Linked DNA regions of Homo sapiens: region 1 is linked to region 2. Evidence: chromatin loops called from intact Hi-C (ENCODE). Cell type or tissue: breast epithelium. All regions are shown on one strand. Links, peaks and the distances in the headings refer to the core of each region. The heading gives the core; the rest is flanking DNA.

The links. A loop is a pair of places that touch in the nucleus more often than their neighbours do. Peaks named below come from ENCODE experiments on the same cell type or tissue, not always from the same donor. Only the 100,000 strongest peaks of a DNase experiment are listed, where the experiment ranks them.
Region 1: a loop joins it to region 2, with 20 times the contacts of the local background. A loop is called at or near these places in 1 of 110 quality-filtered maps.

Annotation. Positions count from the first base shown.
Region 1 is chr12:1,101,225-1,113,966 of GRCh38, reverse strand. It overlaps ERC1 (ELKS/RAB6-interacting/CAST family member 1), which reads right to left. Exons shown (of 19, transcript NM_178040.4): 4 at 9,143-9,217; 5 at 3,620-3,775; 6 at 1,669-1,752. Among named protein-coding and RNA genes, the nearest start is that of ERC1, 120 kb to the right of the region's middle. In breast epithelium, for the core only: no CTCF peak of the experiment used is centred there; no DNase peak of the experiment used is centred there.
Region 2 is chr12:1,945,539-1,958,280 of GRCh38, reverse strand. DCP1B (decapping mRNA 1B) reads left to right here. Exons shown (of 9, transcript NM_152640.5): 6 at 2,721-2,849; 7 at 4,993-5,865; 8 at 8,947-9,195; 9 at 11,995-12,228. The coding sequence ends at 12,075. Among named protein-coding and RNA genes, the nearest start is that of LINC00940, 15 kb to the right of the region's middle. RefSeq lists an enhancer at 3,025-4,224. In breast epithelium, for the core only: no CTCF peak of the experiment used is centred there; DNase peaks (open chromatin) are centred at 7,990 and 8,381; H3K27ac peaks cover 4,373 bases.

The sequences.
Region 1 (12,742 bases), core at 2,478-10,477, 840 kb after region 2:
GGAAGACATTATAAAGGGGAAGCAAATATAATACAAAGCTTAGGAGCACAAGGCTTTGCAGACATTCACCTATCAGAACTAAGCTAGCTATGTGTCCCTGAATAATTACTTTCCTAATCAGTTTCCTAATTAGTAATAAGGAGAAATTATACGAATGCCACTGTACTGTTTATGGATTCAGTAAAATAAAGCGTGAAATGTGCTTAGCCTGTTGTCTGACTCAATGCAGAAATTACTAATAGTAGCTATTTTAAAAAGGAAGTTATTGATCAACCTTCCCTCTAGCCAATATATGGTTTCCATAAACCAAATTAGACCCTTTCCACCAAAATATTTCCCTTTTTAATATATACTATAAAGTGGACCATAAATAGCAAATCTACAAAAGTAGCCCAAGTTTGGTTTTTTAAATGCTGTATTTTTTTATTCCAGTCTTAGCCACAATTATTTTCAGAAGCAGTTTTTGCTGACACTTTGACAAATGTGTGCACAGCCTAGTATAGGTCAGTAAAGAACTTGTAAGCAGTATGTGGAAGAAGACTGCCTGTATAAAACCAAATCCTGCCTCTTACTAGCTGTGTTTTCCTAGGCACCATTCTGTTACCTCAGTTTCCTCGTCTATAATTTGGAGTTGATAATATGTCTAACTCAGCACGTTATAAAATGTTTACAGTAAGTGTGCAAGTGTTAGCTACTTTATTATTCAGCCATCCCTCGGTATCCATGGGTCCATGGGGGACTGGTTCCAAGACACACCTTGGATACCAAAATTAATGAAGGCTGAAGTCCCTGATATAAAATGATGTAGAATTTGCATATAACCTATGCACATCCTCCAGTATAGTTTAAATCATCTCTAGATTACTTGTAATACGTAATACAATGTAAATATTTACAATGTAAATAGTTGTCATACTGTATTGCTTAGGGAATAATGACATGGGAAAAAAGCCTGTACATGTTCAGCACAGACACAACATCCATTTTTTTACCCTGAAAATAAAAAACAGTTGGTTAAACACACAGATGCAAATCCACAGATATGGAGGGCCAACTGTATTTATTTTATTATTATGTTCTGAATTGAAATTTTAAGTTCATTAGAATATTGAACTAGATTTAGATACCTGAAATAAGTCTCTTAGTAATTTCAATTTACTAGATAAATACTTTCTATACATCTGTCCTAAAGAAAGTAACATTTGTGGCAAAATCACTCACTGGAGACTTAAAGATAATGTCTACATAAGGTAAAGCACTTTGCTCAAGAGTTTCAAATTCAAATAAACTCTAGGTGATAGGCCTAGAACAACTGCATATATTCTTGTACCTAGGAAGAAAAGAAGGCCGCCATTCATATAAACCAACAATAAAGGGTTGAGAAAGAAACAGGCTTTGAAATACCATCCACAGAGTGACAAAAGCAACAATAAAGTACCAGGTACAAGGCTTCCAGAACACGTGAAGGCTCACTGCACACAAAGTGACATGTGGGTCAAACTAGTGAACAGGAGTCAGTTAAAGAGCAGAGCAGGCTGGTTAGTGCTAGTAATGGGCAAAGCTGCCAACCATAGAGAATGAAAGGGTAAGCCACCCAGAAGCCATAGAGCTAGCAGGGTCCCACTGTGGGACCACTGCACACAAAGAGGTAAATCTTACGGCAAAGACCTCAGCCTGAAGACCAGCCGCTTTCTTTTTCAGCTCCTCCCATTGAGCCTCTTTCGAACTTAGTTCCTCCTTCAGTTGTTCTACCTGTCACGACATTATTATTCTTTTTCACTTATGTGTCAACTTAGGTCTTCTTCTTGTCTACTTTTGAGGCAGAATGGTAACTAGAAATAACAATAACTTATATAATACAATCAAATCTGTTCCCCTCATTCCCTCTTCAAAGAGCCATAGGTAGTTTCTAAGTTCACAGGTTTTTTCCCCCCACAGTGGACTGGAATGTGCTAATCAACAAATGAAAAACATAAACACAGAGATCATACGGCACTATGTCTTGTTCTCAAATCAGGGTGAAAAATCCAAACTAATAGAAAGTTGGTTATGTGAGGCCAGGCGCAGCAGCTCACACCTATGATTATATCCCAGCACCGTGGGAGGCCAAGGCAGGAGGATCACTTGAGGTCAGGAGTTCGAGACCTGCCTGGCCATCATAGTGAAACCCGTCTCTACTAAAACTACAAAAATTAACTGGGCATGGTGGTGGGCGCCTGTAATCCCAGCTACTCAGCAGACTGAAGCTTGAACCCTGGAGACGGAGGCTGCAGTGAACCGAGATCACGCCACTGCACTCCAGCCTGGTCGACAAAGCATACCTCCGACTCAAAAAAAAAGAAAAAGAAAAAAAAAAAAAGTTGGGTATGTGAGTTTTTAATTTCTAAAACTGAAATGAAAGTAGTAGAAATAATTAATAATAGAGTCTGGAGGTAGCAGAGGAATATTCTGTAGACTTATATGCCAGGTATGGGCACCATGGCAAGAAGCCAGAAACTGGAGGGGAAGTGATGTTATCATTCCTTCACACTACTGGGATGTTGCGGGTTTCATTTCTAAGAACCTGGAGAATACAACTGGGAAATAAAGGGGGAAAACACTTATTTTCTGGCTTAAACTTTATAATTACAATCATAATGTTTAATGAAACCACAACAAAACTGGTAAATTGATAATTGTGATAAACTAAATCCTCCAACTTGCCTAAATAGTTTACAGAATCAAACTAAATGACTTTGGATACAAGGAAGGAACATTGTGACTGATGATAAACACAGACTGATAGGTCTTGGTGGTATCAATCTTTGTCATATTACGCCTGAAGTGCACATGGGAAGCAATAAACCTGACAGCAAGTGGATCTTCCCCACAGGATAGGGCAAAGAAAGGGCTTTCCGTTACAGAACTGTATTTGGAGGGGAAACGTAACTTCATTTCACCCATTTCATTAAAAAGCCTCTTAGGGCTGGGCACGGTGGCTCACGTCTGTAATCCCAGCACTTTGGGAGATTGAAGTGGGTGGATCACCTGAGGTCAGGAGTTCAAGACCAGCCAGGCCAACAAGGTGAAACCCCATCTCTACAAAAAATACAAAAAATTAGCCAGGTGTGGTGGTACGCACCTGTAATCCCAGCTACTTGGGAGGCTGAGGCAGGAAAATCACTTGAACATGGAGGCAGAGGCTGCAGTGAGCTGAGATCACACCACTGCACTCCAGCCTGGGTGACAAGAGCGAAACTCCATCTCAAGCCTCTTAGGGTTTTGACTTTTTAAATAATTCACAAGAGGTAAAGAACCTGATGTTTCATATAGTGAGAAAAACTCATCTGGAAGTTTTTCGGAAGTACTAATAGATATGAAAACTTAAACCATGACAATACATATGTAGCCTCATACAGAGAATTGTCTTTATAAGTAAAAACTTGTAGTAACTATCTATGTCAGTAATTCTGACTTTAATTCTGGAGAAGTTTCATTTGAAAGAACTATGCTAAAAGTATTCTTCCCTGAAACCTGATAAAAGAGTGTAAAATACGGCTTTATCATCACTAGAGAAGTAAAAAATATGCATCAATTTTTCAAACTCCTTTTAAGAATCAAAAGTCTCACATGCCATTACCTTATTTTTCATAAATTTAGAATGGCTCCGATACACTTCCATTTGCTTCATTTCTTCTTCCCTTTCCTCAGTACTCAAAGCACCATTCGATTTCAGCATCTGAATTTCCTCTTCCAGGTCTCGAAGCCCACGCTCCATAGAGGAAATTTTTGAATCCTGAAGACAATGGAAGATTTAGTGATTGAAGTATTCACAAAAACCCAGAAAAGCTGAATAACATGATATTTAAAGAAGTTACATTTAATAAAGATAGACAAATATACAGAAAAAATGCTGTCTGGCAATTGGTGCCTTGCTTCCTTTTTTTGAGACAGAGTCTGTCGCCCAGGCTCTAGTGCAGTGACGCAATCTTAGCTCACTGCAACCTCTGCCTCTGGGTTCAAGCAGTTCTCCTGCCTCAGCCTCCCAAGTAGCTGGGATTACAAGTGTACGCTACCATGCCCAGCTAATTTTTGTATTTTTAGTAGAGACAGGGTTTTGCCATGTTGGCCAGGCTGGTCTCGAACTCCTGACCTCACGTGATACACCTGTCTTGGCCTCCAAAAGTGGTGGGCTTATGGGCGTGAGCCACCATGCCCAGCCAGTGCCTTCCTTCTAAAATACGTCCTTTACAGCCATTTGAGTGGGAGGAGAAGCACTCATATCCACAGTATGATTTTTCTTCTATGGCTGCCTCCAGCTCTGCACCCTTTAAATTAAAGTTGAAAATAATTACTAAATTACTGAAGAAGTAAATGCAATGAAAAACTGGTTAAAATTTCTTTGCATCAGAAATTACAAATTTCTGGTGAAAAAAATTTCCAATATTAATAGTAAAGCCTTTTCTAGTTCTAGTATTTTATCATTTTACTTGGTGACCCCTAAAAAACATATTATGCCCCAAAGGAGGGGAAAAAAGTAAGAGGGTTTCAAAGATTTATACAGTAACGTGTACAGCTATATGTGCAATAATAAAAATTACATAACATCCCACTGCAGAAAAATGGGGGAATAATTAAGTTATTTATCATGTTAGCAATCCTTATTGTCTGTACTTCATACATTTAAAATAATTCTTAATTTTTAAAAATCACTGTCCTTATAAACCATCATCTCTACCACAAATATCACCTTCCAACAGAACATTATTTCATATTCGATCTCTTGATTTTGTTTGTCGCAGTACCTAGTTTCTCCCCAGGCTACTTTACATGTCATGAATTACAGAAAGACTCCTACATGGAATGAATAGTTTTATGTATCTGTAGCTGCAGGTGCTTACTCACCAAAGAAATAGAGACCTTAAAGAGCATAAATTAAGTATAGCTTAGCTTTATTTCACTTGGAGTTTTAGATAAACCATTCCTTTGGAAGCTATTTTGAAATTAACTCCTTTTCTACTTTACCTCAATAATTTCTTGATTAAGTCTCCTTTATTCTCAGAGCATAAAGATGAGAGAGATTAAGGCTTTATATCGAGAAAACTACACCTAGCTATTTTCAGGTTCAAGGGAGGGGAGGAGAGGATGTATTCCTCTGTCTTGCTCATCACGTGACCTTTAAAAATATCACAATGAAAACTGTCTTTTATAAATTCATTCAAATTAAACTTAAAATGTACCTGTTCAAAATCCATTGTACTGAATTAATACAATCAGAGTCATTCTATACCTAAACCAGGATTTTTATTTACTCATGTGGAATGACTGACCCATAAAAAGTACTACTTCAATTGCACTACCTGAAAATTCACTTTTAAGATTGCTATAAAATTTCTCTGGAAATATCAGAACACAGCACCTTAAAAAAGACTAAAATACTAGGCATAAGCATATGACTAGCCTACAAATGAAAGAAAGTGAAAGTTAAAGGTAAGTTCTCCTCTGTCATCAGCCTGAGTGGTAATGAAACTGGACCAGCTGAAAGAGGGAAGTGTATCTCCAGCAGCACTGGGGCTCCACTCAAGACAATTTAGTCCCAGGTAAGAACTCCAACTCTGTACATCACATGGCAGCCGGAACCTGTACAGAGCCTCTAGAAAGTCTCTACAAGGCCCTTAAAAATATAATCTAACTTCTCCCCTACCCTAAACACAGACAAAGGCAGCTTTTGACAAATTAGCACCCTCACTACCAAATCATGAGCCATAAAACCTTCTTCCCAAAAAGGGATCATGACTCCAGCTCTGAAAACCAGGAGGCAGGTACTGACTGACCAGAAGAAGAACCTACCAAGGAAATCAGGCCAGAAAATTAAGGCCTGATACTCTCAACTAGTTCTAGCACCAACCCAACGGGTACCAATGCTGGGTTTAAGGAAAGTCATTCCAACCAGGTTTCTTATTCCTAGAATGTGTAATATTTAAATAAAAAAATTCCTTTTCACTTTACTACTCTGTACTTCCCCAGCCCCAGCCCTTCCATCATTAACCAACCAATCCCACTGGACTTACTGAAATCCTCTGCTCTTTGTCAAATTCCCCAAATTCTCAACCTTTTTCCCATGAACTCTCTCCAGTGAAGGTCAATAACACCCCAACACCACAAAGGAGCAGGGGAAAGGGTTGACATTCTCCCAGTTCTTCAAGGCTGTTTCCCTTTATGGAAAGCTCATACTCCTTTTCACCCTACCCTCCCCATTGCTGCCATCCAGGGACTTCTCCATCACTCCTGCCCATTTTTGGAAGTCTTTGGCACCTGGCTTACAATATCCCCTTCAATCACCACTCTTGCCATAATCCGAGGATTGCAATGTCAGAATTCTTTGACGCCCTTAATTGCAATGATCTCATCCTCCAGTCCATTTGGGTGATCCAGTTTATAGGACTGATGGATCCTATCATCATCCAGAACTCTCTTCCCCTGGCCTGTCATACCCTCACTCTGATTATTTCCTGTTCAACCTCACAGAGAATTCCACTTTCCTAACTTTTACATTTTCTCCCAACCTGTCAGTCCACCTGAATTTTACTCTTTCCAGATCCAGGGTACAGTCCAGGACCAACGTCCAAACTACTCTGTCATCATCACCCTCAATTCATTTGCATCCCAATCACTCGCTCTGCTTTATCTATCCCAGCAAAACTCTAACCCTAGAGCAGTACAGTCATTCTTCCCTGTTCCTCCACTGGTAAAGGAAAAACAAACAAACAAACAAACAAAAAAATAGTAGAGAAAGGGGAGGAAGAGAAAGAGAAGAAGAGGAACAAAGAAGGAAAGGCTGGAATGAGGGAAAATGGTGGGAGAAGGGATAAGAAGAGGAAAGAGAGGAAGAAGAGGCGAAAGAGGAGAGGGCAAAGAAAATTGCATCACCTTCAAGATTACTGGGCTCTTTTACTTCAATCACCTTTCTTCCCTATTTTCCCTAAAGACTACACTAGATTTTCATAATTCTCTGAAGCTCATTCCACATTCTCAGCAACACAGCTATTTCTGTTGTGATTTCAGCATCACATCCTCTTGACCCCACTGGGCCACCAGAATCTTTCTCCTTCTTAGCAGAATGGCTGAAGGTTCACACAACTTAAAATGCATCCATTGCCACCAAGTAATACTATTACTCGTCCTCATTCTGTCAAAAGGCAGTTAAACAAATCATTTTGTGGACATAGGTACATTCATGTGTTTTATTCTTAGGTGTTAACAAGGGATCAGGAAATAACACAACAAACTTGTGGTGAATGTGGAAAGGGTAAAACCATGCAACTGAACGATTCTAAAGGCCCTTTACAAGATTATACTCAAGACTACCAATTAACTACAAAGAACCCAGAATCCACTAATTCGGAATTTGTTTGGTAAATCCTTTCCCCACCGAGAATAAAGATGTATACGATATAAAGTTTTAAGAGGAAATCATCCAAATTAAGACAACAGTTCCCATAACTACTTCAGAAGTATCTATTTACATAAAATTATTTATATACCATTGACTAAATATTCTTGTCATATCAACAAATATTAAATGAAGGCCCACAATGCAAAACACAGTATTGAGCTTTCTAGAGGATATGAAGAAGTAGTTGTGGGGGGAGGTCCCTAACTACATGAACTTTTATGAGAAAGAACAGATTGTGAACAAAAATAACAGCTGCAACAGCTAGTATGGATTGAATGTTTACTATGCGCTAGGTCCTGTTCAAAGTGTTTTTACATGTTTTAACTAATTTAAACCTCAAAACGACCCACTGGATGAGTACTATTACTATCACCATTTGTTGATAAAGAAACTGAGGCATAGGTAATTTGCTCCATATCTTACAGTTGGTTAAGTGAAGCGAGATTTTGAATCCAGGGAGTTTAACTTAGAAAGCAAGCTCTTAATCACTATACTGAACAGCCTAAAGATTTCTAAATATTCATTAACTTAAGGCAGAGGTTTTCAAAGGATGGTCTATGGAACTCTCAGGGTACCCTCAACCCTTTCACAAAGTATGCATGATCAAAACTATTTTCACAATAATACCATGATGTCACTTGACTTTTCCACTGTCTGCACTAAAGATATACAGCAATGATGGGCAAAACTGCTAGTGCCTTAGCACAAATCAAGGCAATGGCATCAAACCATACTTGTAGTCATTATATTAATATTTGTCACGTCAAGTACTTGTAGGAAAAAAATGAAAAATAAGAAATAAAATTTTTAAAAGACTACTTCATTTAATACCGCCCTTGAAGAAGCAGTAAAAAGTATTACTTTTAATAAATCTTGGCCAGGTGCGGTGGCTCACACCTGTAATCCCAGCACTTTGGGAGGCCGAGGCGGGCGGATAACGAGGTCAGGAGATGGAGACCATCCTGGCTAACACGGTGAAACCCCATCTCTACTAAAAATACAAAAAATTAGCTGGGCGTGGTGGCAGGCGCCTGTGGTCCCAGCTACTTGGGAGGCTGAGGCAGGAGAATGGCGTGAACCCGGGAGACGGAGCTTGCAGTGAGCCAAGATCACGCCACTGCACTCCAGCCTAGGCGACAGAGCGAGACTCCATCTCAAAAAATAAAAATAAAAAATAATAAAAAAAAATCTCAACTCTGGAGTACACATACTTTTAATATTGTGTGTGACAAATGGAATGAAGCTGCGTACTGAAATACGATGGCTGTCCCTAAGCACAGGACTCGTGTTGCTTTGAGTTGTAAACTGAATTCAGTATTTTCTTCACGGAACACTATTTTTACTTGAAAGAAAACTGACAAGCTATGGTTACCCAGACTTGGTATCTGGCAGACATTTTCTTAAAATGAAGGAAGTGAGTCTGTCATTTTAAGAGAATAAAGGGGTCCTGAGACCAAGACATCTGCGAATAGCTGATTTAAAGAAATTCTGTTCAACTCTTTTTGGTCCAATTTGAATTATGGTCTACAAGTAAAAGGAAATAAAACTGAAATTCTTTTAAGATGTCATTTTCATTGATTCTCACTCTTAATCTCCAAATAAGTGAAATACTATTACATGCCATTTCCTAACACTCACACATGGAAGTTTTTGATCACTTAAAAGTATAAGGTAATTCATAAGATTCTTTACTAGATTCTCACTTACCTTCATCTCAATAACAGTTTGCAGAGCTTTTGTTTTGGCAGAATCAGGAGCATTCTCAAACCTTCGATGCATCTCCTGTAGAAAAGAGGCAGAAAGAGATTCAGTGCTCTCCTGTTCACCCTCATTTTTTTCAAAGAGGAGTGAGAGCCGATGTATGCAAAAGATCACTACAGCCTTATGAGACAATGACCCCTTCTGTGTTACCAACCTTTCCCTGTGAATCAGGGAATCCACAGACTGCATTCAGGCTCACTCAACCATGCAGGCATAGGAGGATCCCTATCTCTGAACACCTAGTTATTTAAAATCAGTCACACAGACACGAGCTACCATAACAGCTGAAACTACGATTTCACATCCTCAGGTTGTGTGTCAATCTTCCACATAACTCCGGGAAATATAATCAGAATTCCAAATGATCCAAAATGGGGATTAGAAATGCTCCCTTTTAAAAGGAGAAATAAATACCATCACAATCAGTCTGCATTGCTGACTGCAGCTGTGGAAAGCAATCTGTGTTGACAACATCCTTTCCACGGCATCCACCCCCAGAATAACCACCACCTGGTTACCTACGATGAAGCTCGCTCTCTAGTGGTGCTACAGTTAGGAAGAAAAACATGACACTGTTGAACAAGTTTCCTAAGTAGTTCAGGTTCAGAAAATGTCAGAAAAACATAGCTTTTTTTTTTTTTTTTACCCAAATTTTACTGAGTTCAGGATAGAAAAGGAAGGAAGGGATATCAGAGCCTTCCAGGTTACCAAACCACTTCAGTGATTTTCTTGTCAGACTCTGTGAATGTCTCTAAATAAATCAGTCAGTACTTCCAAGTACCCTGGGGACAGGCTCTTGGGAATCCAGGGAATACAGAGATGAATGCTTTCTGCTGCCTCTCTCCCTACTTCCAGCTTTAACTATCCACCTAGTCATCTCACTTTCATGTCCAACAAACATTTCAAACTCTACATGCTCAAAACTCAACTCCTGACCAAGCGTGATGACTCATACCTGTAATCCCAGCACTTTGGGAGGCCAAGGCAGGAGGGTCACTTTGGCCCAGGGGTTCGAGACCAGCCTGGGCAACATGGCAAGATGTCATCTCTACTCCTGATGGTGCCCCCAAACCTGCTCCATCCTTCCTGTTACTCAGGCCACAAACCTATGAGTCTTCTTAATGCCTTCCTTTCGCTCTCAAGCCGCAGTCAGGAAATCCAGTTAGCTCTAGCTTCAAAACATACCCAAAATCCAAGCACTTCTTGCCATCTCCACGGCCACCACCTGGAATGAACCACTAAACAAAAATATACCTTTTAATCCATAACAACCTTCTAACTGAGCTCTGCTTTATCTTGCTCCACTACAGTGTTTTCTTAATGGAGCACTTCAAGTGACCCTTGTAAACATAAAGTTGTCCTTGTCAGTCCTCTGCTGAAAACCCTGTCATGGCTCCCCATTCGACTCCAACTAGAGCCCAAGTCCTCTCGGCAGCCTGCAAAGGCCTCATCTCATCGCTCTTCCCTGGGTCTCCATGCTTTAGCCACTATGGACTCCTTGCTGCTCCTCAAATATGCTAAGCATGCTCCTGATCCTTAAGCCCTTTGCACAAGCTGCTAGGGGAAGACTTCACTTCTTTCCAGTCTTGGCTCAAATGCCTCTTTTGTGTTAGTATTAGGTTTAGTTGTTGTGATAATGCCATTGTCGCTATGCAAGAAAATGTCCATATATTTTAGAGACGCATATTAAAGTCTGCAGAGGAAAATGACGTCATGCCAGGGATTGGCTTTAAAATCTTTGGTAAAGAAAAGAGGAAAAAGAAAAAAGAATACATGGAGGAAGTGTGGCAAAATTTTCGAAACTGGTGTATCTGAGTGATGAGCATGTGGAGATTCATCATGCAGTTCTTACTGCTTTTGTGTAGGCTTGAAATTTTTCATAACAAAATGAATGTTCAACGTTTTCAGTATAATCTACACCTTATTTTAAAATTTAACACAGCCAAAAAAGAACGCATGTGTCCTTCCCCTTTACTTCGCTCTACTTTTTCCTGTGTATAGCACTTACCCTCTAACATATTTTATGATTTATTATGTTTACTTATTATTCTCTACGAGAATGTACGCTCCACAAAAGCTAAGATCTTTGTTTCATTCATTCACTGATGGATCCAAAGCACCTACAACAGTAGCTGCCACACTGGTAAGCGCTTAATAGACATTTAAGGAATGAATACTGAATGAATGAAATGGCTACCAAACGTTCAAGAATTAGCTAGAAAGGAAATATTTTAGTCCCTTCCTACTCCTGTGCTGAATTTTGTACACCTCCTATTTCTCATACAGCATGCTACACAGCTTACATAGCTCCATGAGCACTTACCCCATTGTATTAGCAATAGTTTTTCTTCTCTAACATACCATACTGTGAACTCTTTTAGAAACTGTCTTCTGTATTCCTCAGGCACTGTCTGATATGTAAGCAGTCGTTAAAAATTACTTCTCCTCTCTATCTGTTCCTCTTTTGTTAGATGAAGGAATGAATGATGAATGAATGATCAGCCAGTTTCTATCCTCACCTCTCCACTGAACCATACGATCTAAAATAGCAAATAAAAAACCTCCTTGTTTCTAAACCTAATAGTTATTGTCAGTTCACCTCCTTTGCAAACTCTAGCTGGTACCAGAAAAAAAAAAATTTAAGTTAAAGAAGGAACGTCTTTAAAATTTTCAACCGGCTTCCATTAAAGAATTATCCTAGCTCTAAACTCCACCCTTTTCCTTTCCTACCTGCAGACATTTTCTAAATTCCTGTCCTTGGAACATCTGGATTCTATAGCCTGAATCCAAAGCCTTCACTAATCCACAGAGTAACTTTATGCGAATTAGAAAAAAAGCAACCCTTCTTGGGTAGATGCAACATCACCATGAAGCACAGGCTGAATTTTAGGGCCTACGGGCTCCATCAGCAGGAAGCTCTTGTTTGGTGAACAACCCGTACAAATAACCATCCAAAATAGCCCTTCCCTAATCCTATGGTTTCAACTATTACCTTTACACGTATACCCCACAAAATCTATTTATCTCGCACCGTGGCAGGCATTCATCACTCTTCCTCGCCGTGTGATATCTGAATTCCTTAGCATGTGTGGGAACTCCACATTTAAAGGCAGAGTCTACCTCCCACAACAGAAATTGAAAATGCCACATACTTGTTGCCCAGCCTTTCTTGTGATTAAAGCCCAGGTACATGACCTAATCACCTCAATCAGACACATTCGTCATGTACTTTGAAACAGAATCTTGTGACATGAAGAAGCCGGGACATGAATATTTACAGACAATTCCAGCAGTGGGTGGCAGAGGCAGCAGCTACCTCAGGCTTCCAGACACACCAACAGCAGAGGCTCCAGTGGTGGTGAGCAGTGTCAGTGATGTCGGCGTAACACACTCACATGCCTGTGCCACGCAGCACTGTCATCACTAAAGCAATATAGAAGTGTGATTGATTCGAGGCATTATTCTTGTCTATATAACTTCGGAGCCCAGTTCTCTAGTCCTCCCAGAGGCTCTGGGACCTATGTATTTATCCCATTTATGCACTCC
Region 2 (12,742 bases), core at 3,043-11,042:
AGTCATTACCCAGAGCAACGTTGGGGAGCTTTTCCCCTGTTTCCTTCCAGGAGGTTTATAGAAAAAGTCATTGCCCAGAGCAACGTTAGGGAGCTTTTCCCCTGTTTCCTTCCAGGAGGTTTATAGAAAAAGTCATTGCCCAGAGCGACGTTAGGGAGCTTTTCCCCTGTTTCCTTCCAGGAGGTTCATAGAAAAAGCCATTGCCCAGAGCGACGTTGGGGAGCTTTTCCCCTGTTTCCTTCCAGGAGGTTTATAGAAAAAGTCTGCCCAGAGCGACGTTGGGGAGCTTTTCCCCTGTTTCCTTCCAGGAGGTTTATAGTCTCAGGCCTTACGCTTAAGTCTCTCTAGAATTCTTAAATTTGTGAACATCCCAAGAAGTGGAAGTAGGAAAAATGTTGAGCTATCAGTATATATGATATGGGTAAAGTGAAGTCTGTCTAGTTTACAGGAGGTTAATAAAATAATTTGAAAACTTATTTTGGCTGAAATTTTGTGCATTCTCTTTTGAGAAATAACTTTCTGTGAATCTGCTTTAAAGTAGAAAAGATGTTAATTTGCATTTCATCTCTTTTTATCTCCGCCCTATTCAATTTCTAGTTGAGATGCAAGTGAACAGTAAAATAACCAAATTTTAGTAAGAACAAGAGGCAGGACCAGAAATGATCTACAGGCTGCATAGTTAAGCTTGGAGTATTCAGAAGTGGACTATTTGTGTTTTGTGGTTTAAGACAAGAATTATTGGCTCTTTTCTGGATATAGCTGTGAGTTATTTATGAAATTATAGAAATTTTTTTGTTGAATGATAGAATTCAAAAGAATATAAAAAGAAAAATCACCAATAATCCTATAAACTGAAGATAGAAACTTTTTATACTTTTATTGTATTTTGTTTCAAACATCTCTCTTGGCATAAATACATATGTTTATGTATGTATGTGTTTGTGTGTGATTAAAACTGGATTATATGACATACTTTTTGAGGTTTTATTGTATTTTAACCTCAGCATCCAACAGAGGAAGTTTTTGAAGTTTTAAAGAAATGCCTCAGGTTCTCTGTGAAGAATCCATTATATGCTTTTTCAAAAACTGTTTTTCCCCCCAGGATTTTAAAGATATTTAGGTCGGGAAAAGCATACAAAATTAAACAACTGGAAAATGAGCTACAAACTACTGAGGTGGATGATTAATTCTGAGCACTCTGATAAGAGGGAGCAATTGTTACATAAAAGCAAGGTTTTGTAGGTAGGCAGTTGTAGTGACACAGAAAACAGCTTCTGGAGATAACATTTTAACTAGGAAAAGCTATCAGGCTTATTCATATCAACAGACAAAGCATCCTGTTAGCCCATATGGATATGGGCATAGGGAAGCTGGGAAAAATCTGCCTTTCTTTGCCGGAAATTCAGTGTTTCTGAACATAGAAAAAGAAGAAATACAGAAAGCGTCATTCAAAGAAAGGAAGCATTCACGTTCTTTTAAATAGCAAGGCTTTTCATGCCAAAATTGTGTAAGGGATTAAATGTTAGCCTGTATTCTTGTCTTGTCTTGGTTATCCATGACTTGGGAAAGCCATGCCAGTTGGTCCATGCCGCCATACCCTCATTCACCTAAGAAGAATTGGAAGTAACACTTTATGACTTATAAGGTGATTTTGCATCCCACGTAATACTTGTGCTAAATATACAAATTATTGATAGAATGCCTGGAGGAAGAGAATCTTTTGTATGGTTAACCTCACATACAGTGCATACAGTGGTAATAGATGCCACACCCCCAGATCGTTGGATTAGAGAATACACATTGATAACTGTAAAACACATTGGGAATGCTGGGTTCCTGAGGGACAAGATTGTGTTTATATTTCATTTCATGTCAGGTGTGGAATATTTTGGGGCCTGAGGCCTTGGCTGTACAGTGGAAACAAATGATGCTTCAGAGAGTCTGTAGTACAGAAAGCAGCATTTTATATTGTTTTATTTAGTGTTTTAGCAAACTAGACACCAGTATCATTGCCATGCTCTTTTTGTTATGAATCCTACTGTGTTAGCAATTGCATGGTTGGTTAGATTAATGTATAATAATGAGTCAGTGTTGGAAATGATGAGATTTGTCTCTTGTCTCTTTCTCTACAAAATTCTAATTTGTAGTAAGTAGCTCAGAACGCTCAGATTTGAATTACTCTGTTTATGCAAGAAGTCATTTATTAAATAAAGATGATGTTAGTAATTTTTAAATCAGTGGTTTGAGTCAGCTTTTTGGTTTGTAGACCAAAAAAGATTTAGTTACTTTGATGAAATGTACTCAACTACTCTCCAATTTTAAGTCAACTGCTTAAATTGTCCAGACATGTTATTTAAGGAATGGTTTCTATATTTGTTTATCATTGAAAGACATTAGACTATATATATTTAAACGTATAGTCAATATATTAAGCACAGAACCTTTCAATTATACAGGTGTCTTAAGAACCCCTGGTCCTGGAGGCTGGTGTTGTTAGTAATATTTAGAGCACTGAATTGTCCAACTAAGAAAAATTAAATTTTAACTTGATTTATACTCAAACATAGCTCTTAGAGAAATTTAAGGGATTTTCCTTTGTGCATGAAAATCTATCAAAAACACAGCCGTCTACCAATTAGATAAGAAGTAAAAAGGTAGTCTTTTAAAAAGACTAAAGCTTTTCTAAGCCAAAAATGAGGGGATTTTCTTTTCTATTTCAGTGTAAAACCTGTTCTGAGCCAAAAAAGATAACCAGTTCCTCTGCCATCTATGACAATCCAAATCTCATCAAACCAATTCCAGTGAAACCCAGTGAAAACCAGCAACAGCGTATACCTCAGCCCAACCAGGTACGGAGTTCTCTGCTTGTCATATTCAGTGTGTCTCTAGAATTCTTAAAGAACTTTGACCCAGAATATAGTCAGGGGAGGGCCTGGTGTTGTTGAAGAATGCTTTCAGGTAAACCCAAGAAAGCGGGATTTCAGAATACAGATTTTTTCATTATTAATAACTTACTCTTCCTAGAAGAGGGTTAAAGTTTTTACTTTTGGCATATACCACATTCTGTGCTAATCTCTTGTGAACTTGAACTCCTTAAAAGATAATGTATTTTTTAAAAAACAACAAGCCAGCACAGTGGCTCAAGCCTGTAATCCCAGCACTTTGAGAGGCTGAGGCGAGAGGATCATTTGAGGCCAGAAGTTTGAGAGCAGCCTGGGCAACACAGTGAGACTCCATCTCTACAGGAAAATTAGCCAGGCATGATGGCGTGCACCTGTAGTGCTAGCTGCTCTGGAGGCTGAGGCGGGAGGATCCCTTGAGCTTAGGAGTTTGAGGTTACGGTGAGCTATGGAATGCGCCACTGCACTCCAGCCTGGGCAAGAAAGCAAGACCATGTCTCAGAAAACAAAAACAAACAAACAAGCACCCTAGAAAACTAATAACATTGTCAGAGATGACAGAAACATTACCCATTGGGTCCATATTCTTCTGGGGTGGGTGGCTTCCCAAGGCCACCTGGGAGAACCACCAAGGACACAGAGTTGATTTGAGCACTTCTGAGCACCTCCTCTGTGCCAGATGCAGAGCTAGCACTGTAGACTGGGGTAGCTGCCGCCGAGAGCTCAGAGTCCAAAGGAATGGTATAAAACTCCTCTTCAGATATGATGACTTGTCACTGTCTTTGCAATCTAAATTAGAAATATTACAGCAGCTTTTGTGTTAGTGTATATATATATATATATACACTTCAGAATAGTACAGCAATGACAAAAATTGTCAATCTGTAGGTCCCATTAATGATTGTAAATATAATATTGCTGTGTCATTTTATCATGACTATGACTAATTAAAAAGATTTTCTTAAAGGAATTAGTTTATATCAATTTTGAAAATGAACATGGAGCCAAAAGACATAAAGACTAGTAATGAAAATCTTATATTGAATTTTTAAAGAAAAGAAGTCTTCTAATTTTTTAGCTTTCTTTTTATTGCTTGTTTTATGGAAAGTTTTTATTATATTTTAATAGCGAGACCTGAATATGTTGACTTTAAAATGAAGCTTGTGGTTTTTTTTCTTTCCTCTTTTATTTTTTTTTTTGAGACAGATTTCATTCCTGTTACCCGGGCTGGAGTGCAGTGGCACCATCTCAGCTCACTGCAACTTGTGTCTCCTGGGCTCAAGCAATCCTCCCACCTCAGCCTCCCAAGTAGCTGGGACTACAGGCGTGTGCTGCCACATCTGGCAATTTCTGTATTTTTTGTAGAGATGGGGTTTTGCCATGTTGCCCAGGCTGGTCTTGAACTCCTTAGCTCAAGCAGTCTGCCTGCCTTGGCCTCCCAAAGTGCAGGAATTACAGGCATGAGCCACTGTGCCTAGCCTCATGTTTTCTCAGTGCAACAATGCAGAAAGCAACAGAAGTAAAGAGCAAGAAGGAAGTAGCTTTGTAACTGGCTGGGCCAAGGTAGATTTTATGTATCCAAGGACTTTTTAAATCCTACCAGTATATATTTGAAAGGATCAAGTTAGATTTAAAGTCTTCCGTTTCTTTCCAGCCCTTGATTTCCATAATTCTGTGAAAAACTACTAGAAATTCTGAAATGCTTATATTCCTTTGTATTCTCATATTACTCTGCAGGCTTAGATGGGCTTCCTATTGAACAGATTGTTTATTTTTTTAGTGCATATAATTTCCTACCAAGGTGGTTCCCAATCTGTGAAACCCCAGGCCCTTGAAGATCTTATACCTGTTTTATCGGTCAACAGATATTAAAATATAATAACTGTTTTGGGGGTGCAAGGGGAGCATGCTGTGAAAATTTTTGACATTAAAAAGGGGATCTCATTTTTCAAGTTTATTATTATTATTTTTCATTCTCTCTAATCAATCCTTTGTAAATAGAATAAGTCATCAGATAAGTTATGTTTCATAGCACTTCCTCATATAACCAAATTGTTTGTAGACTCATGTCAGATATCTTTATTTTTTCCAGACCTTAGACCCTGAACCCCAACACTTATCCTTGACAGCTCTGTTTGGGAAGCAGGACAAAGCTACATGTCAGGAAACTGTGGAGCCTCCGCAGACTCTCCACCAGCAGCAGCAGCAGCAGCAGCAGCAGCAAGAGAAGCTTCCAATTAGGCAGGGGGTTGTACGCTCCCTGTCCTATGAGGAACCCAGAAGACACTCACCCCCCATTGAGAAGCAGCTCTGTCCAGCCATTCAGAAACTCATGGTCAGGAGCGCAGACCTCCACCCATTGTCAGAGCTGCCTGAAAACCGGCCTTGTGAAAATGGCAGTACCCATTCTGCGGGAGAATTTTTTACAGGACCTGTCCAGCCAGGGTCTCCTCACAACATTGGAACTTCTCGTGGTGTACAAAATGCTTCCAGAACTCAGAACCTGTTCGAGAAACTTCAGAGTACCCCAGGGGCAGCAAACAAGTGTGACCCTAGTACACCAGCACCTGCCAGCTCAGCTGCCCTGAACCGCAGCAGAGCTCCCACTTCTGTCACCCCTGTGGCTCCAGGAAAGGGTCTGGCTCAGCCACCACAGGCCTATTTCAATGGCTCCCTTCCACCTCAGACAGTAGGACATCAGGCTCATGGAAGAGAACAGTCCACACTCCCAAGACAAACACTCCCCATCTCTGGTAGTCAGACTGGCAGCTCTGGAGTGATCTCCCCTCAAGAGTTACTGAAGAAGCTTCAGATTGTACAGCAGGAGCAGCAGCTGCATGCCTCTAACCGGCCAGCCTTGGCCGCTAAGTTTCCTGTGCTCGCTCAGAGCTCTGGAACAGGGAAACCCTTGGAATCCTGGATCAACAAGACACCCAACACAGAACAGCAGACTCCTCTTTTCCAGGTAAATATGTACCAGGGGCAAAATAAAACAGCCTGGGCAGCATAGCAAGATCCTGTCCCTAAAAAAAAAAAAAAAGTAGCCAGGCTTGGTGTCACACGCCTATAGCACCAGCTACTGAGGAGGCTGAGGTGGGAGGATCCCTTGAGCTCAAGAGGCGGAGGTTACAGTGAACCATGATCGTGCCACTGCACTCCAGCCTGGGTGACAGAGCGAGACCCTGTCTGTTAAGAAAAAAAAAGACAGACAAAGAAAAAGGTATTACTATAATGCAGTGAAATGTAGAGTCCACTTCCATGCTCTAGGGACCAATGTGTCACGTACATTTCTGTTTGGAGCAGGGTGCACCTCCGTGCATCTTGATTGCCTGAACTTTCTACCTGGAAGGAGAATCTTCACTTTGGTTAACAATCTGAGAACTTCCCCCAACCTTTTTGAGAGCATTACTTGTAGAGTTAAATCTTCGTTATATTAGGAGGTCTGAAGACCAACACAGACATGGGAGAAAACCGTAATTTTTGACTGTAGGAACTTAGTATGGTCTGCCTTGAAATCAATCTGGAATGCCAAGCAACTGACCTCCTCTTGTTTTTCAGTCCACAGTAAATTATTCACTTATTTAGTAAATATTTTTGAGCACTTACTACATGTCAGGCATTGTCTACATGTGGGTACATAATGATGAAGAAAACAGACTCCTTACCCACAGCCCATGCTGTAGGTTCTTGAAATAAACAAAAAACAGCCTATTTCCTCCTGAAAGGTGCAGCCAGTTTTTATCTTTCTCTGTATCGTCAGTATAGCCTACTGTAGATCAGGAGAGGTATGCATGCCACCCACCTCCACCCCCCACACAAACTGCCAGAGAGGGAAAATATGACAGTTTTTAGAAAGATTCTCTCCTTTAGAGAAGATGCTTTTCCATGTCCATCACTGACTTGGGACAGTGAGGAAACCACAAGCTATTGATCATCTGCCTGTGGGTAACATCTGGAGATCTGACATTGAATTGTTTTCCCTTTGGATTGGAACACATTCATTGAAAGTACATTGGGTTTAAAAATTGGAAAGTTCTCCCTGTGTATCACATATATCATCACTGGCCCTTTGTCATGTTTTGTTATGTACCTTTTTTTGTTTTTTGAGACAGAGTTTCACTCTTGTCGCCCAGGCTGGAGTACAATGGTGCGATCTCGGCTCACTGCAACCTCCACCTCCCGGGTTCAGGCGATTCTGCTGCCTCAGCCTCCTGAGTAGCAGGGATTACAGGCACCTGCCACCACACCTGGCTAATTTTTTGTATTTTTTTAGTAGAGACGAGGTGTCACGATGTTGGCCTGGCTGGTCTCGAACTTCTGACCTCAGGTGATCCACCCACCTCGGGCTCTCAGAGTGCTGGGATTACAGTCGTGAGCCACTGCACCTGGCCTGTTATGTAACTTATAACAGTTTCTCAAAAATCTTGAACTTTTGGCTGGGCATGGTGACTCGTGCCTGTAATCCCAGCACTTTGGAGGTTAAGATAGGAGAATCGCTTGAACCTAGGAGTTTCAGACCAGCCTGGGCAACATAGACCCTGTCTCTACAAGAATTTTTTGTTTTTAATTAGCCGGGTATGGTGGCATGCCACTGTGGTCCCAGCTACTTGGGAGGCTGAAGTGGGAAGATTGCTTGAGCCCAAGAAGTTGAGGCTGCAGTCAGCCATGTTTGCACCACTGCACTCCAGCCTGGGCAGTAGAGTGAGACCTTGTCTCAAAACAAAAAATTCAGTTTTTTGAAAACAAAGACCTTAGGCATGTGCCAAAAGTCTTTGTGAGCCCCTGAGTCAAAGTGTTCTCATTTATTATTTATTAACATCCCAAATCTGAGTACCGACTGCTATAGAAACAATATTTATAACTCCCACTCCCCCTCATTTCAGTGTTATTGTCCCTTTTTTAAAAATGTCTGCTTTTTTCCTCTTTGATGATTTAGAATTAGAAGCATGCGATGAATATAGTCTGACTTAAATTTCTGATGTACAACTCCCTTGACTTTTCAGTACTCACAAATATCAAGAGCCGAGTGAGAAAGGCAAGCATTTCAGCAGCCCACGCTGTGCTCAGAATGCTTGACTCCACCTCCGGGAGCATCACTGCTCAGCACCGCTCCTCGAAATGTCATGTAGGGACAAGTTAAAAGAAACAGCCTGCCTTCCTCTAGGCCAACTTTTGCTCAAAGAGACGCTAAGGGATTGATTATAAAATTACAGCAACTTCTAGCTTGCTGGCCTCCTTGCCTCCCTCTTAGGAGTTCTTTCGGGGAGTTCGGAGGCTGATAAATAACATTCTTTTTCTTCCCTGAGTTAGAAGCAAATGATAGCTGTAGGAGTCAGTCAGATAAGGATCAAAATGTCACTTGCATAACTGAAAGGGCTGTTAGAAAACTTGGTTTCAGGTCTGTTTGCCAAGGGAGTTAGACTCAGCAGACAGGCTCTGGCAGGGCTGAGCAACAGGCCGCCCGGGTCAGCCCAAACACATCAGCTGCGGAAGCTGAAGATGAGGGCTCTCTGCAGGCAGGCAGATCCTGTCAGGGAAGGACCCAGAAGGGGTGGACCCACACATCACTCTCCCTCCCCACGAGAAGTGAGTGAGGCCGCAGGAGGGGCGGGGAGTTGCTCTCACAGCGCCTCCTGTGCTCCGGGGTCAGGAGGGGAAATGGGGAGGCCCCTAACAAGGGTGGCAGCTCACATAGGTTGTGAGACCTTTAGGTCAGGGTCATGGACAACCAGGTCTAAGGAAAAGGTCAGTAGTCCTAAATGCACTTGCCAAATACTGGTAGCCTGAAAAATAAGCTGTCACCCAGAGGCCAAGCTGCATATGCAGTGGAAAGAATAGTCCCCACAGCAGACGATACCAGAGCTGCTCAGTGATGCTGAAGGAAGGTGCATGGAGCAGTGGAGCAAGAATCAGTTTCCCATAAACTTTTCTCAGCTAGGAAAGCTGTGGACAGGGAATGCTTAGACCACCCGTATCTGCCGCTGCAAGCTATCATGCCGTGAGCTGCTCCTGAACCCCGCTCTCTGTGTGTATTTGCTGTGAGCAGGTCATCTCACCTCAGCGCATCCCTGCTACAGCAGCTCCGTCTCTGCTTATGTCCCCCATGGTGTTCGCACAACCCACCTCCGTCCCGCCAAAGGAAAGGGAGAGCGGCCTCTTGCCTGTGGGAGGCCAGGAGCCACCTGCTGCTGCCACCAGCCTCCTCCTGCCCATACAGAGCCCGGAGCCCTCCGTGATCACCAGCAGCCCACTCACCAAGCTCCAGCTCCAGGAGGCACTGCTGTACCTCATTCAGGTAAGCAAGCACGTCATCTCCCTTCGCACCTGACCACGCCTGTTGGCCTCCTGGCTGCAACTATGAGATAAAGACTCAGCCAAGGCCTGCTTAGCTTCCGTGAGAATAACAGGTGTGTGTAACAACTCATCCTGACCCCAGCGGCTTCTGTGCTCAGTTAGCTAGGTGTTATTTATAATACCAAGTGTGGCTTGGGTGTCTCAGCTCTTCAAGGATTTTGTAATTTGAAGGACTGTCTAAGGCCTCCAAGCTGTCACCTGTCAGAAGAGAAGGAAGCATATGCTGGGGATTAAGCAGTCCCTGAGAGGACCCTGGGTGCTGGAGGCCCAGACAGAAAACTCACCATTGGGAGGTAGAGGTGGGAGCAGTCCTGGGCAAGGGGCCATCTGTTGAGTGGGGAAGAGGCCACTGAGCGAGTGGAAAACAGGGAGGGAAGCAAATAATGGCCATGGCTGCTACAGGTATGTTTTACAAGTCATTTTGAAACCTGCTCATTAGGACGGGATGGAGTGACAGGACTCCTTGTGAGCTGCTAGCCTCACTTGCCTATGAAATTATGAAATAATAATGAGTGCTATAATAGCTAACACTCCACAGAGCTGGCGCCGGGCCCTATTTTCAGTGCTACACACAAGCATATAACTCATTCACTCCTTACATAACAACCCTGTTATTTTTCCCATTCTACAGACAAGGAAACTGAGGCTGAGCAACTGGCCTGAGGCACGGAGCTCGTACATAAGCAGGGCTGGGATGCACCCAGCCTGGCCCCCGAGTGCCACTTCCCACGTACTCTCCCGTGGGCCACGTTCACCACATGAATGTTGGCAGGGACCAGCCTCGGGAGAACATTCAGCACAGGTGCCCTAGCAAAGCACACCCAAGAAATCAACGGCAGTCCTTGAAAAGTGGAACATTTGTAGCCAGACAGACTTCAGACACCCCAGTTAACATATTTAGGTGTCTTTTTGGTAGATAATCTTTAAGAAAACTTGTGTGGTACTTTGCTTAAGCATCAGACGGCCTTTAGAGAGCAGGCCAGCCCTTCTGCGGTTGTCTTATCCTACTTAAAAAGACAGTGGTCTCAATTAGTACAACATTTTTAAAAAGGTTCCATGTTGGCCGGGCACAGTGGCTGCTCACGCCTGTAATCCCAGCACTTTGGGAAGCCAAGGTGGGAGCATTGCTTGAGGCCAGGAGTTCAAGACCAGCCTGAGCAACATAGCGAGACTACAAAAGAAGGAAACATGTTTGAGGAAGAATGAAAGGAATGGGGCTAGAAGTCAGCAGAAGCATAATAACAATCAGAGATAAATAAGGTCAACAGCAAATGATTGAGCCCTACTAATTCATAAGTAAATATCAGGATAAAAATATTTGCCACCTTTTAAAGCTATTCATAGTAAGCTCAGGAGGAATTAGACATCTGTGAACCTCTTTACTTTGAGCCAGTTTCTTAAGTTGTAATTTAAAAGATCCATATGTTTTCTGGCTGATTCCCTTCACATTGTCTTGAGACTCTACTCCAGAGTAGTGGCTGAACATGGCGGATTAGAAATTACATTCCCCTGCCCTCCACTCTGCGTGCATTTTACTTCTTCCCGTGTACCACACCTCATATTCCCAGTCACTCAAGCAGTCTGTTTTTAGTTTCTGCCTCTTGTTAGGACACAATCTCATGCAGAGGAACTTTGTGACTACTTTGCAGGAAAAAGAGGGATAACATCACTCTCTTCATTGCATGAGAATGATGCTAAATCTGTGTGGGGTGCCAAGAGGGAATGAAGGGGGAATGTGAAGTGTGGGTGAATTACTAACACTGTAAAGAATTTGGGTGGGAGGGAGAAGTCTCTAGAATTAAAACATGAGGAAAACCACTGATTAGACCGTGATTCTCACTCCTTAGCCAGGCAAAAGAGCCCAGAGATTACCAGTCTTACTCCTGCCCACTTGCCAAGGCTAGAAACTTTCCATAACTTATGGGAAGACTTATATTAGCTTTGATGAAGTACTGATGAAGCATATTGCAAGTAAAATCCTAAGTAATGCCCAAAACAAAGCAGACACATTGTAGGTGACTTGGAGGGCCTTTAAGAACCACAGTGGCTCATGCCTGTAATCCAACACTTGGGGAGGCCAAAGTGGGAGGCTCACTTGAGCCCAGGAGTTCAAGACCACCCTGAGCAACATAGTGAGACCCTGTCTTAACAAAAAACTTAAAAGCCAGGCATGGTAGCACGCACCTGTAGCCCTAGCTACTCTGGAGGCTGAGGTGGGAGGATCGCTTGAACCCATGAGGTTGAGGCTGCAGTGAGCTATGATGGCACTACTGCACTTTAGCTTGGGTGACAGAGTGAGACCCAGTCTCAAAAACCCAAAAAACAAGAAACAAAAAAACACACCACAGCAATCTCTTAACCAAACTTTGAGACCACTGACTTGGATCATGTCCTCCTAACTCCTCTGTCTGCTGGGGCTTCATGTCTTTTCATGCAGCAGACCCAGGCTGTTCTTGAGTAAACCTTGCTCCATGCTGCCATGTGTCTGGGCTGCCCATCTGTGCTGCATGTAATGAGCTCTTGCTGCTGTGCATACTGACCATGGAAAACCATCAGCTCTGTCCGGCCTTGCCGTCAACCCCACTTAACATTCACACATGCAATTAAAAACCACCAGCTGTTAGACAGGGAGAGATGAGTGTCTCAGTATCCAAAGGCCAGTTCAGCTCTAAGACAGAGGAAGCCTTTTGTGTCTGCCAACCAAGTAACATTCTCTTGGGTCTTTCGATTTGTTTTCCAGAATGATGACAACTTCTTAAATATAATCTATGAAGCCTATCTCTTCAGCATGACTCAAGCAGCCATGAAAAAGACTATGTGACAGCAAGGCCTTTTAAAACTGATTTTCAAGGTCCTTCTAGAACTCCGGCACAAGGTTCTTTCATGTTGAGTGTTGTTTCCTTCAATGTTTCTGCCTTTTTTAAAAAAAAAGTATGTGTAATATGAAGTAAAATGTTTCAGACTTTTTTTTATACTCAAGTGTTTTTTAATTATTATTATACTTTAAGTTCTGGGGTACATGTACAGAACATGCAGGTTTGTTACATAGGTATACACATGCCATGGTGGTTTGCTGCACCCATCAACCCATCATCTACATTAGTATTTCTCCTAACGCGCTTCCTCCCCTAGTCCCCCACCCCGCGACAGACCCCAGTGTGTGATGTTCCCCTCCCTATGTCCGTGTGTTCTCATTGTTCAATTCCCACCTGTGAGTGAGAACATGTGGTGTTTGGTTTTCTGTTACTTTGTTAGTTTGCTGAGAATGATGGTTTCCAGCTTCATCCATGCCCCTGCAAAGGACAAGAACTCATTCTTTTTTATGGCTGCATAGTATTCCCTGGGTGTATATATGCCGTATTTTCTTTATCCAGTCTATCATTAATGGACATTTGGGTTGGTTCCAAGTCTTTGCTATTGTGAATAGTGCTGCAATAAACATACGTGTGCATGTGTCTTGATAGTGGAATGATAATCCTTTGATTATA